Regions from separate parts of the Homo sapiens genome. Here regions 1, 2 and 4 are each linked to region 3. Evidence: chromatin contacts called from ENCODE Hi-C data. All regions are on one chromosome and are shown on one strand. Each heading gives the region's core, a stretch centred on a gene start or an enhancer-like site at or near the end of the contact. The rest is flanking DNA. Distances are from core to core; before and after follow the strand shown.

What was found. Hi-C counts contacts between places; a loop is a spot of excess contacts on that map. Pooled maps may share reads with other maps.
Region 1: a loop to region 3 is called in a map of CD4-positive, alpha-beta T cell, with 8 times the contacts of the local background. The contact joins the promoter of PARL here to the promoter of DNAJB11 in region 3. A Hi-C loop is called at or near these places in 2 of 168 maps with a recorded cell type or tissue (CD4-positive, alpha-beta T cell and CD4-positive, alpha-beta memory T cell) and 7 of 50 pooled maps.
Region 2: a loop to region 3 is called in a map of CD8-positive, alpha-beta T cell, with 17 times the contacts of the local background. The contact joins the promoter of EEF1AKMT4 here to the promoter of DNAJB11 in region 3. A Hi-C loop is called at or near these places in 1 of 168 maps with a recorded cell type or tissue (CD8-positive, alpha-beta T cell), 2 of 37 single-sample maps with no recorded cell type and 10 of 50 pooled maps.
Region 4: a map with no recorded cell type shows a loop between it and region 3 (10-fold over the local background). The contact joins the promoter of POLR2H here to the promoter of DNAJB11 in region 3. A Hi-C loop is called at or near these places in 2 of 37 single-sample maps with no recorded cell type and 6 of 50 pooled maps.

Annotation. Positions count from the first base shown.
Region 1 is chr3:183,883,096-183,886,148 of GRCh38, forward strand. It overlaps PARL (presenilin associated rhomboid like), which reads right to left and starts at 1,785. Exons shown (of 10, transcript NM_018622.7): 1 at 1,627-1,785. The coding sequence starts at 1,751. RefSeq lists silencers at 1,545-1,704, 1,815-1,965 and enhancers at 1,915-1,964, 2,005-2,234.
Region 2 is chr3:184,248,375-184,251,145 of GRCh38, forward strand. It overlaps EEF1AKMT4 (EEF1A lysine methyltransferase 4), which reads left to right and starts at 1,298. Exons shown (of 3, transcript NM_032331.4): 1 at 1,298-1,516. The coding sequence starts at 1,321. ALG3 (ALG3 alpha-1,3- mannosyltransferase) reads right to left here and starts at 588. Exons shown (of 9, transcript NM_005787.6): 1 at 371-588. The coding sequence starts at 566. It overlaps EEF1AKMT4-ECE2 (EEF1AKMT4-ECE2 readthrough), which reads left to right and starts at 1,298. Exons shown (of 19, transcript NM_014693.4): 1 at 1,298-1,516. The coding sequence starts at 1,321. RefSeq lists enhancers at 1-656, 855-904, 985-1,044, 1,075-1,184.
Region 3 is chr3:186,569,047-186,572,124 of GRCh38, forward strand. DNAJB11 (DnaJ heat shock protein family (Hsp40) member B11) reads left to right here and starts at 1,674. Exons shown (of 10, transcript NM_016306.6): 1 at 1,674-1,919; 2 at 3,049-3,078. The coding sequence starts at 1,852. It also overlaps a transcript of TBCCD1 not described here. RefSeq lists a silencer at 1,686-1,925.
Region 4 is chr3:184,360,367-184,363,214 of GRCh38, forward strand. It overlaps POLR2H (RNA polymerase II, I and III subunit H), which reads left to right and starts at 1,344. Exons shown (of 6, transcript NM_006232.5): 1 at 1,344-1,780; 2 at 2,507-2,848. CLCN2 (chloride voltage-gated channel 2) reads right to left here and starts at 1,239. Exons shown (of 24, transcript NM_004366.6): 1 at 1,051-1,239. The coding sequence starts at 1,113. It overlaps LOC124906311 (a long non-coding RNA gene), which reads left to right. Exons shown (of 3, transcript XR_007096193.1): 1 at 1-391; 2 at 498-584; 3 at 853-945. RefSeq lists silencers at 1,014-1,603, 2,164-2,433, 2,504-2,773, 2,834-2,848.

The sequences.
Region 1 (3,053 bases), core at 535-3,034, 2.7 Mb before region 3:
ACTAATCTTCAACATTTCATGTGTTTCTGGTTCACTGTTTCAAATGGTCTTTATACTCAATTTTTACTAGAGGCTCATTAGTTTTCTTTTGCTTCCCCTTCCTAAAACCAATACGGTGATGTGTACATAAATCTTAAATGTTTAACACACTTCCTGTTGCTTCCTAATACACGTACAGTATTTATTTATTTTACATGGAGTCTCACTCTGTTGCTCAAGATGAAGTGCAATGGCACGATCTCGGCTCACTGCAACCTCCGCCTCCCAGGTTCAAGCCATTCTCCTGCCTCAGGCTCCCGAGTAGCTGGGATTACAGGCGCCCGCCACCATGCCCCGCTAATTTCTTGTATTTTTAGTAGAGACGGGGTTTTGCAATGTTGGCCAGGCTGGTCTTGAACTCCTAACTTCAGGTGATCCACCTGCCTCAGCCTCCCAAAGTGCTAGGATTACAGGCGTGTGAGCCACCACGCCCGGCCAGTATTAATCTTTTCTTTCCCCCTTAAACCATGCAATCTCAAATGGGATTACCACCTCCATCTGTCCTCATTTTCCACCTCCCCAGGAGTTTAAGATTAGTGCCTGACAGATCTATGTTAGTGTATGAAGATACAATGTATGTAAAGTTTTCACAAGTCCCTGATAAAATTCACCTGGAATGCTTGTCGGACATATAGGTTCTTCCACTCCACCCACCCCTCTCCTGATTGTGATTTGGGAGGACTGGGGTGAGGCCTGGGACATAAAATCCATACAAACTCTTCAGGTGATCCTTGAGATTAGGCAATGGCTCCGCCACATTAGAGCCTCGATTATTTACCACTGACTATCCCACGTGTTGATAAACAATGTTTCTTATCAGCAATCAGGTGGATTCGAGGCACCCATCTAACCAAGTCAGAAATTGGAAGGAATGAAGTTTTGAACAAAAGAGGAGGAAAATTTTCAAAGCCAAATGCACATCAGATTCTTAAACAGGTGAGGAATTTCTCTCTTCTCTCTCAAATTAGAAATGAATTACTGTGATGCAAAAATCAGCAATACTGATCAACCATACGCTTCACACTTCTACTCGGAAGGTTCGGCAGTTTTCTTTCCAAATCAACCGGAAACGAAATCTTCCACTGTCTCAATTCAACAATAAAGCCTCTCCTACGACTTTGCCAGACACAAAGTGATACCTTCCATCAGACTTCGTCCTCCCTTAGATCACAAGCTAAAGAAGGCGACTGGTTGTAATGGAACACAACCTTTATAATTAGATGGAAAAAGAATAAAAACCGCCATTCTGCCAGCTGTACTAACTTCTTCACTTCAGAAACTGGCTCAACAGTTTCCACTCGCGATTATGAAGTGTGGCACGCAATGAACCCTCAGCTTAGTTCCCCTTCCAGTCACGTCCTTCCCAATGGGAAAGGAGAAAGCGCAGGCTCGCGGGGGGCTGGGCTGGGCAAGGGGAGCGAGAAGCGAGGACTGGACGGAGGCGAGAGAGGAGAGAGAAGGGGCAGGTAAGGTGAAGGGGGTGAGCTGGGGCCAGCACAAGAGGCCCAGACGGCCTCCGCCCCCGAGGATACACGGCCAGAGCTCAGGGACCAAGAGGCGAGAAGACCAGAGCGCGGCGGCTATTACCTGCGTCCGAGGAGCTGCGGCGGGGTTAGGACCGCAGTGAGCTCCTCGCAGCTGCGGCCGCCCACCGACGCACCCCACGCCTGGCCGCAGCCCCAGCCTCTCTGCGCCCAGCCTCGCCACGCCATCTTCCCAACCTCTGCCCCACCATGGCCCGACCTTACCAACCCCAGCTGCGCAACTACTTCCGGGGCGAAGGCAACACCATAGAGCACGAGGAGCAGTCTAGAGCGCCCCCGCGCGGCTGAGCGGCAGCCGAACCAGCCACGGTGCCCGGACGACTGGCTGGCGCCCTTCTGTCCCACCGCTTCCCCTCCCACTGCTCAGCTGGCTCCGGGAGCGACCTGCGAGAGTGGCCCGGCCTCCCGGCATTTGCAGATGAGGAGGATGGGGCCAGAGCGAAGAGGGACAACTGTCATTTTTTCGAGTAACGGCACATACCAGGCGCTTTGCCTAAGATCGCATTTAATCGTCACAGCACTGCTAGAGGTAGATGTCATCACTGTTTCACTTTGCCTCTGGTCAGAGGGGATAGGACTTGCCCGGAGTTGCAGGGCTGGTCCCTAGAGGAACCAACGTGGCAAGCCAAGTTTTCTTAAATTACTACTTTTTTCTGCATCTCACCACTTCGTGTTATTCTGTATGCCTTTAACAAAGTCCAAGCCTATCGGGCGGGGTGGCTCACCCCTTTAATCCCAGCACTTTGGGAGGCCGAGGCCGGCGGATCACCTGAGGTCAGGAGTTCGATACCAGCCCGGCCAACATGGTGAAACCCCGTCTCTACTAAAAATACAAAAATTAGCCGGGCATGGTGGCAGGGGCCTGTAATCCCAGCTACTCAGTTGGCTGAGGCAGGAGTATTGCTTGAACCTGGGAGGCGGAGGTTGCAGTGAGCCGAGATTGGACCACTGCACTCCAGCCTAGGTGACAGAGCGAGATCCGTCTCAAAAAAATTACAAATACAAATACAAAAATTAGCTGGGCGTGGTGGCGCAAACCTGTAATCCCAGCTACTCGAGAGGCTGAGGTGGGAGAATCACTTGAACTCGGGAGGTTGCAGTGAGCCGATATCGTGCCAGCCTGGGCAACAGAGTGAGACCCTTTCTCATAAATAAATAAGTAAATAAACACAAAATCCAAGCCTGAAATGAAAAGCGGGCTTTCACTTTTTCATAATCCATCCCTCAACTACCTGTCAGTTAGCTTGATTCCCTGCCATTCCATTCCCCCCGACCCTAGCTGCAGCCATACAGTCATTGGCCATTACTCAAAGGCACCATCCGCGTTCCCACTGCTGAGCATTCATGCTACCGTTCTCACCACTTGAAACATCTAACCGACTTGTCCTTCAGGTCAGCCTCAAGTGTCACCTCTTCCAGGAGGCCTTTCCCAGACCTCCACTCCAATTTAGATTCCCTTCCTTTGTACTC
Region 2 (2,771 bases), core at 48-2,547, 2.3 Mb before region 3:
GATCACAGAACTGAACACATGGAAAAAGCTGAGATCCAGGAGGAGACCTGAGGTGTCCAAAGCCACAGAGAAAAGCAGCAGCAGCAGCAGTACAACAATTTTGGCTCAAATCTGACTTCTAAGCTGGTTTGCAGGCTGTAAGTTCAGTGCAGAAGGCCAATCTCTAGGGTATCCACCTCTGCCATGCGGGCAGATTAAGATCCGGTTTTCTGTAGAGCAGGCTTGGCGCTCAGGTAAGGGATATGGATGGGTTCGCAATTGACGAGTGAGTGGATACAGAGTCTGGTTTGGAGTTCCAGGTCTGAGATCCAGTTTGGGTCGCGGGTTCAGGTCTCCCTCCCTCCCCTCCCCTCCCCCTCGGCGCACTCACATGCCACCCTGTGAATGACCCAGAAGGTGATGCCCACCTCCGCCAGGCAGAGGCAGGCGGCCACCAGCAGCGTGTAGCGCGGCTCCCGCAGCAGCAGGCGCCGCTCTTGCCAGGCGCGCTGCAGCCATTGCTTGCAGAGTCCCTCTGCCTGGGCCGCGGAACCGGACCGGCCGCGTTTCCGCAGCCCAGCCGCCATCTTAACGGTGCGCCGCTTGTGTGGGCCCACCACCCCCGGAAACCCGAACCTTCGACACTTAGGTTCCGCTTCCCGTGCCTGGCGTCCCACCAGGCTAAGCGCCGATCCGAGTAGCCAGTCTTCATTTACTCCACTAAAATGTAATTTTTCTGCATTTGTCTCCTCTGATGCACTCCACGCTCCATAGGAGCAGGGACAATGTCTTACTCCTCAGTTTATACCCAGCCCTGGGTACACAGGCGCTAATTTAGAACGAATGTCCAGAAAAGCAACATTCCTGCCTACCTCCCCCACAACCGCTGAAGCCAGCATTCTCCTTCGCCTGCGCTGGGAACATCTGTGTTCATGCTGTCTCTCCAGGAGGGCAAAGCCCCTGTTCGCGCCCCTCCTGCCTGCCCTTCGAGCCTTCCGGATGCTGAGAAAAATGAACCTTTCACTAATTTTCAGATTTCCTGATAAAAGTCATTCATATTGAAAATATGAGAGGACGCAGTGATGAGCCCACGTGAGTCTGACACCTTGAGTGCGGCCCTAGGAAATGACTTGGCAGTACAGCCGGAGGATTCAGGGTCTGGACGATAGTTTTCCCAGCCGGAGGATTCTTCGAAGAGCGCTTAGTAAAGGACGGAAGTTCCACGTGTTTGTGTTGAGCAACTGCAGGTGGTGGGCGGAGACACCAGCGCCCCGCCTTCTGCATCCTGCCTTCCGTATTGGCTGAAGGGCCGGCGGCTCTGGCTGCCCGGCGGTTGAGAGCATGGCCTCTCCAGGGGCAGGTAGGGCGCCTCCGGAGTTACCGGAGCGGAACTGCGGGTACCGCGAAGTCGAGTACTGGGATCAGCGCTACCAAGGCGCAGCCGATTCTGCCCCCTACGATTGGTTCGGGGACTTCTCCTCCTTCCGTGCCCTCCTAGAGCCGGAGCTGCGGCCCGAGGACCGTATCCTTGTGCTAGGTGGGTAATCCCGGCGCGGCCCCGCCAGGTAGAGCTGGCAGGACCGGCGCCGCATGGGCTTGGCCTGGTCCGCTTTCCTCCCGCCTGTCTATCCCTCTTGGAGGACGCCTGCGTTGGGACGCGAGATCCAGCTCCTTCAGAGTCCCGGCTGTATTTAGTCAAGGCTAACAGGAGTAAGAGATTGTTGGTCCCGGGGCCCTCTGGAGAAAGACAGTCCCTCAGAGTTTGAGCGTTGGGGGTACCCAAGACCCTGTCCGGACCCTCGGGAGGCAGGCAGCCTTGGGGACCGGATTGCTCAGAGGACCGAGATCAAGTCCTAGCGCTAATTGACTTGTAAAACTTAGGACAAGTCATGAACCCGTTCTGAGCTTTAGATTCAGTTCTAGAAATGGTACTGCGAGTTCACATCGGAGGCGGCACGCGCAGGCACCTCGAGAATAATGCCCAGCGCTTTTCTTTTTGCCCCTGGGCACTGGGAGCCAGAGTCACCTAGAGAGAGTCCTGTCTGAAACTTGGTCCTATGCCTTAGAGAGTGAGAACAGCACCCTCTAGGGGTGGAGGGGAGATTGCCGCCCAGGGTGATACGATTCCCCAAAGGGAGACGTGCTGGAGGAAAGGTAGGGCTCTGGGGTGTTCGGCTGACCTCTTGAGGTTCTCTCCTAGTGTCAGCCTTGGAGGCGCTAGTAAAGTTTGAATGAGCAACAGATTTTCTTCCAATTGTCGTTTTTACTTTGCTCTTTGTAAAAGCCTTTGTATGTTTAAGTGAAGTCTTTAATAAATAAAAAAGGTATATGTAATATATATGTAAGGTATAAATAACAAATCTAATGTGTGTGTCTATTCCACTCAGTTTGAGAAATAGAACATTACTAGGGATAGAAAAAAAAGTATAATTTAGTGGTTAATAACTTGGCTGGGCGCGGTGGCTCACGCCATTAATCCCAGCACTTTGGGAGGCCAAGGCGGGCGGATCACCTGAGGTCGGGAGTTCGAGATCAGCCTGACCAACATGGAGAAACCCCATCTCTACTAAAAATACAAAAAATTAGTCGGGTGTGGTGGCGCATGCCTATAATCCCAACTACTTGGGAGGCTGAGGCAGGAAAATCGCTTGAACCAGGGAGGCGGAGGTTGTGGTGAGCCAAGATCATGCCATTGCACTCCAGCCTGTGCAAGAAGAGCAAAACTCTGTCTCAAAAAAAAAAAAAAAAAAAGAAAAGAACTTGGACTCTGGGCTGGCCTCATGATTCATGCT
Region 3 (3,078 bases), core at 424-2,923:
ACCCATGCTAGCACATGAGGGAGAGTACAGTGTTTCAGGCAAAGGCAATAGCTAGCACAAAGGCCCTCGGCAGGAATGAGCTCGGTGTATACAAAAAAAAGAAAGGAAGCAAGTTTTGCTGGAGCATGGTTAGGAGTATAATAGGTTTACAAAGCATAAACGGCTTTGTAAACTAGCATGGAGTTGGGATTTTATTCTAAGTGCAAATGAAGAGCCATTCCAGGCTTTTAAACAGGGGAGTGACATGATTTGACTTTTATTTTTTATTTATTTATTTATTTATTTATTTTGAAACGGTGTGTCACTCTGTCGCCCAGGCTGGAGTGCAGTGGCAGGAACTCGGCTCACTGCAACCTCCACCTCCCAGGTTCAAGCAATTCTCCTGCCTCAGGCTCCCGAGCAGCTGGGGTTACAGGCGCTCGCCACCACACCTGGCTAATTTTTGTAGTTTTAGTAGAGACAGGGTTTCATCATGTTGGCCAGCCTGGTCTCAAGCTCCTGACCTCAGGTGCTCCGCCCGTCTCGGCCTCGCAAAGTGCTGATTACACTTTGGGTGGGTGAGCCACCGCGCCCGGGCTTTTTTTTTTTTTTTTTAAATCATGGAGTGAGGGACAGGGATGAGCAACATATATTAAGATATTAAGGAAGATATTAAGAGTGGGGGCAAGGAGGCCAGTTAGGAGGCCCTGGCCAGGTGAGAGATACACTGTGACCCAGAATCCTGGTAATGGAGATGTAGTGAACAGATTGAAGTATAGTTCAGAGGTAAAGAGTTGGATAGCTTATGCATGAAAGGAATAAAAACACCTAGAGCTTTGTCCTGATCAACTAGGTGTTGTGTAACTGCGATGAGCAAAATCGGGGGGAAGATGGGGAATCAAAGAGTTCTGCTTGAACCGTAATAATGGTTTTTACTCGTTGCCTGCTTACTATACGCCCGATGATTTACCGATTTTTTTCCCTGTTAAAATTCACAGAACTGCCAATAAGTGCTTTGCCTCAGTTTTGTTGATAAACTTAGGCTCAGACTTGGGAGGAGGGGAGGGGTGGGGGGTCTCACCACTAAGAAGCGGTGGAAGCCGAATCCGAACTTAAGTCGGTCTGTCATCACTGTAGCCTTTCCGAGACAGTTGTCTTATGGAGTTGCTTGGAGAACGTAAAATAAGAGGCCTAAGCAATGCGTCTGATGTACACCTGTCGTGGAATAACTGTTCCCGCTCATTCGGCCGCTGTACCTCTGCTCCCTCATTCGGAGCGTAGCTGGGTATGAATGAAATTCCGGGCTTGTAGCACAGAGAAAACTTCTCTCCCACAATTGGTTGGTGCTGGGGAGGAAGCTCCTGATTGGTGGAAAGTCCGAGGAAGTGGGCAAGCCGGAGGGATTTCGTGTACCTCAGGTGCCCTCACTCTGACCGGCCCCCTATCATTACGTAATTTTCTACGACTCGCGGTAGCTCAGGCAGAGCGGGTTCCTGCAGCGGCGCGACCCTCTGACGTCTCCGCTTCTAATTGGTCAAGAGCTGCGACTGCAGTTCTGAAGCCTAACTGGTTGCCCGTGCCGCCTCGGAGGTGAAGTGTACTGCGCTGATTGGCTTCCAGGCGCCGGCCGCGTGTGATGTCCCGGGCAACGATTGGCTCTCGCCTACCGGGGGCTTCTCTCACCGGGACTCGGGACTCCCGGGAAGTGGACCGGCAGAAGAGGGGGCTAGCTAGCTGTCTCTGCGGACCAAGGAGACCCCCGCGCCCCCCCGGTGTGAGGCGGCCTCACAGGGCCGGGTGGGCTGGCGAGCCGACGCGGCGGCGGAGGAGGCTGTGAGGAGTGTGTGGAACAGGACCCGGGACAGAGGAACCATGGCTCCGCAGAACCTGAGCACCTTTTGCCTGTTGCTGCTATACCTCATCGGGGCGGTGATTGCCGGGTGAGGAACAGACACTCGCAGACAACGGGGCCTGTGGGTCAGCCTTTGCTGGGGGGTGGGAGGGGGTGGGGGAAGTGGCATTGCCAGACTGACGGAGTGGAGAGGGGCATCGCTGTGGGTTGGCGGGGTGGCGGAGGAAGGGGTAGTATGGGCCAGGCTAGTGGGGTGAGAGGAGAACCGTGGGTGACACCAGTGAGAGGGCCTTAGGTCCAGAGAGGGTCTTAGGTAGAGCTAGATTTGCCCAGAGGAGTGGGAGTTGGATGCATTGCCAAACGGCATTTGGGGGATGAGGGAAAGAAGGTGGTTGCGAGCTGAAGCAGTGTCACGTAGAGCTGGGGAAGAAAGAGGGATGCCTGACTGTAAGGAAAGATAGTGACAGTGCCAGGCTGAGGTTGAGGGGATGGACGTTTGTTTGATCAAAGAGGTGAGTTGCTGTGCCCCGCTGAGGTGGAGAAGCGGACGATGCTCTATGCCAAGCCTTCGAAGAGCCATTCTGGGGCTGACATTAAAGTGGGTGGATGATGCCAGCCCGAGTTGGGACTGAACGAAATTGGATGCGGGATGGGAACAAGAAGATCTTTAGACAGCCCTTGTACTTCCCAGCTTCTTGAGCTATTTATTATCTTAAGTTGCTTCATCTTTAACATTCTGGCAGTGCTACTGTTAGGACATTTATGTGGCATAATCTTTTTAAAGAAGGAAAATCATCCTTTGAGAGTGTTATTTGACTTTTAGAAAAGTCAAAATCATTTGGAGCCAGTATAGGGAAAGGGGGGAAGAGTTAATTTGATTATATGGTTATTGCCTAAAGATAACATGAGACCATAAAATAAGGAAGTGGTTTTCTTGACCGAAGGTGGTTCTGAAAGAAAAGTGCCACAGATGTTTTGAATAATCCGAAAAGAAGTATATAGCCTCTTACTGTGATTACTTCAATATATAAGATTCATTACAAATTCTGGTGTTCTCTCTTTAGTCATTCTTTGTGTGTGTATGTGTCACATAAACCTTCATTTTTATACCTCTTTGCTCAGATACAAACCTAAATGTAGAGGAAAAATAAATCTTTTACTTTGAAAAATGTAACATGTAACTCTTTAATGAAGTATTCTCTCCCTCTACTTCCCAGACGAGATTTCTATAAGATCTTGGGGGTGCC
Region 4 (2,848 bases), core at 94-2,593, 2.2 Mb before region 3:
TTTCAGAGGCCAGGTGCCTGGCTTCCTTGACCATGCTCCTATCCTGGTCTGGGCAGATTGGCAAGTGTCTCCTACCCCATCCCAAGGGTTGGCCCCTCTACCCTTGCTCTACTCCCACCTCTCCCTGACATCCTGATTCATCCAGCTACTTTCTCCTAACTGGGCACCTCCCAGACTTATAGCCTCTCCTCTCCAAGACGTTCCCTCCCTGCCACCTTCCTGGGCAAATTCCAGCCCAAGCTGGTAAAAAGGAACCACGGGCCCCTTCCTTTCCCTAGGGCTTGGGTCTTCCACCCCAGTGACATGAGGAGGGTCACGTGGCTTCTCAAACACCAAGTAACAATGGGGGCGATAAGTCAGCTCAGAGCCCAGGACCCCTGCTTCTAATGAGGTCAGGGGACACACCCTGGGGTGGGTGGGGGCTGGATACCCCGCATCAGCATAGACAAAGGTCCCAATTCCCACACCCATTCCTGCTTCACCCACCCTCCCTAAAGCTCCTGTCCCCCAGAGTGGCAAGCCACCTTTTTCCAGAGTCAACTGAGGGGCTCCTGGAGCCAACGCTGGGTGTGGAGCCTCCAGAGGTAGGGTCTGGGGCTGACCATCTTTCTACACACTCGATTCTATGCTTAGCATGGTGCCATGCACATGGCAGGGACACAGAGAATGTCTTGGGTGGTGGAGATAGTGGCGTAGAGAAAGTTCAATGGTGTGAATGGTGCCGCGGAAGGGGCAGTGGGGTGCTGAGACTTGGGCCCAGGTGGTGAAGGGGAGGTGCAAAGAAAACGTGCATGTTGTGGGGTGAGGGGAAGGACACCTGAGACAAGTACCTGGTGTCCTTGTCCTCTGCAGGCCCTCAGCCTCAGCCAGAAACCAGCATGCAGTTTTCCATCCCTTCGGCCCTGCAGCCTCAGACTTCCAAGCCTCAGTTTCCCCAGCTCAAAATGCTAGGACAGGATTAGGGTAGGCCCCTGGTCCTCGCGCTTCCCAGGGTAACCTGGAGCAGGGGTCCCGGAGCGCACTCCTGGGGCTCAGCTCAGCTTCACTTACCAGGGTCTGCTCGTACTGCAGCGCCCGTGGCTCCATCCCTTCCTCCGCCGCCGCGGCCGCCATCTCCGCGCACTGCCCTCTCGCCTCCCTCGGCGGTTCCGGCTCTGTCCTGGACTCGGCTCCCGGCCCGCAAAGTCCGCGCCGGCAGCCGTCCCGTCCCCGCAGCCCGGGAGGCCGAGAGCAGAGTGCGGCGGGCCCCCGGCGGGCGCCGCTGGCGCAGCCTCCCGCTCGCGTCCCCTCCCCGGCGGGCGGGCCGAGGGCGGTGCCCTCTGCGCTGCTCCGCCCGCCGGCCCATCCGGAGGGGACGGCCCAGCCAGGCTGGGGTCCGCGCGGGGCCTCCCGAGAGGCGGCAAGGGGCGCTGGGAAGGCGCAAGCCCGCGCCGGCTCCCTGCGGATGCCCGGGTCGGAGAGGGGCGCCCGGGAGGGGCGGGTCTACTGGCACGTGGAGGGGCCGGCCCGGGTTCGCGGTTCCCCGTGCCCAGGCAGGAGGGGCTGCAGACGCCTGAGCTCCGTAGGGGTTGGGGCTGGGGGCTGCGGAGCTGTCTACATCGGACTCCTCCGGGTCAGCCCGTTAGGAGCCGCCTCCCCTCTGCCCCTCCGAAGAGACGAGCGGCCCAGACAGGCCTGGGAAGGCCCCTCTGCCCCGTCAGGGGTGAAAAGCAAAGCTGGAAGGATTCGGAGAGGGTTGGGGCCGTCTTCCTCATCCTTCCTTTTCTCGGGGCTCCCGTGGGTAGGTGCACTTGGAGCAACCGGGCCTGCGGGGTGTGCGGGGGTGGAGGTTGGGGAGGGCACCGGAAGGGGTAGGCCGGAGGGAAGGGAGCTCCAGGTGCCGGGAAGTCTACTCCTGGGACGCGGGCGTGGGTCGCTTCTCCCTGGCTGGGCCCAAGGAGGAACCCAAGTCGCTGCTTCCATCCCTCCGCTTTGGGGGAACTGCCTGCTGGTGTTCTGGGTTCTCTATCAGGGGCTGGGGAAGGATAGAACAGAGGGCGGAGCGCGCGCAGGGTGGATGGGCAGCGTAGAGATAGTGTGAGAGGAGCGAGGGCAGCGCCCAGGAAACGCACAAGTGTGCGGGAGAGCCAGCACCAGGAGTAAGGGGCATTTGGGAGGCAGAGGCGGGGCTCAGGGGGCGGGAGCAGTGCCCGGGAAGGGGGGGCCTTGTGATAGAAGCCAGCACTCAGGAGGAAGGGCCAGTGTGAGGGAAGAGCTGGTATCCAAGGGACAGGGCAGTGCCAGGCTGAAGGGGCACGGAGGGGATCCGTGTCCAGGAGAAGGCAGTGGAGGGGGAACGCGCAGCACTAAGCTGGAGGGGTAATGCCCGGGGGAGGGGGGTGGCGGGAGCCCGGCTGAAGGGGCGGTGTAGGGGAAGAGAGCAGGGCCTGGGGGGAAGAGGGAGGGCAGTGGTGGGAGGGTGCAGTACGAGAGGAGGGGACAATGCAGGCTTTCCTCTTCTCCATAGCGACGTCATGGCAAATTCCCAAACTGGACGGATCCGGCTCGGGTTACGTCCAGCAGGGCCGAGCCGGCCCAGGCCGGCCCCGGGGTCCTCGGTGCCGGCTGGAGGGGCTGGGCACCTCTGGGGCGGGGTTCTGCTCCACCTGCCCTCGGCGCGGACTGTGCCCTCGGCGGGCACGCGGACCGGCGGGGTAGGGCTAGGGCCCGGCTTCTCTGGGCCAAGGATCAAGGTCCCTGCCTGGGTTAGGCCCCCACGCATTCCAGTCTTCGGAACCCGGCCTCTGAAGAGGGCGCAGTAGGGCCCCAGCGGAGCGCGAGAACCCGCTCTACAGCCTATTGCTTCCCC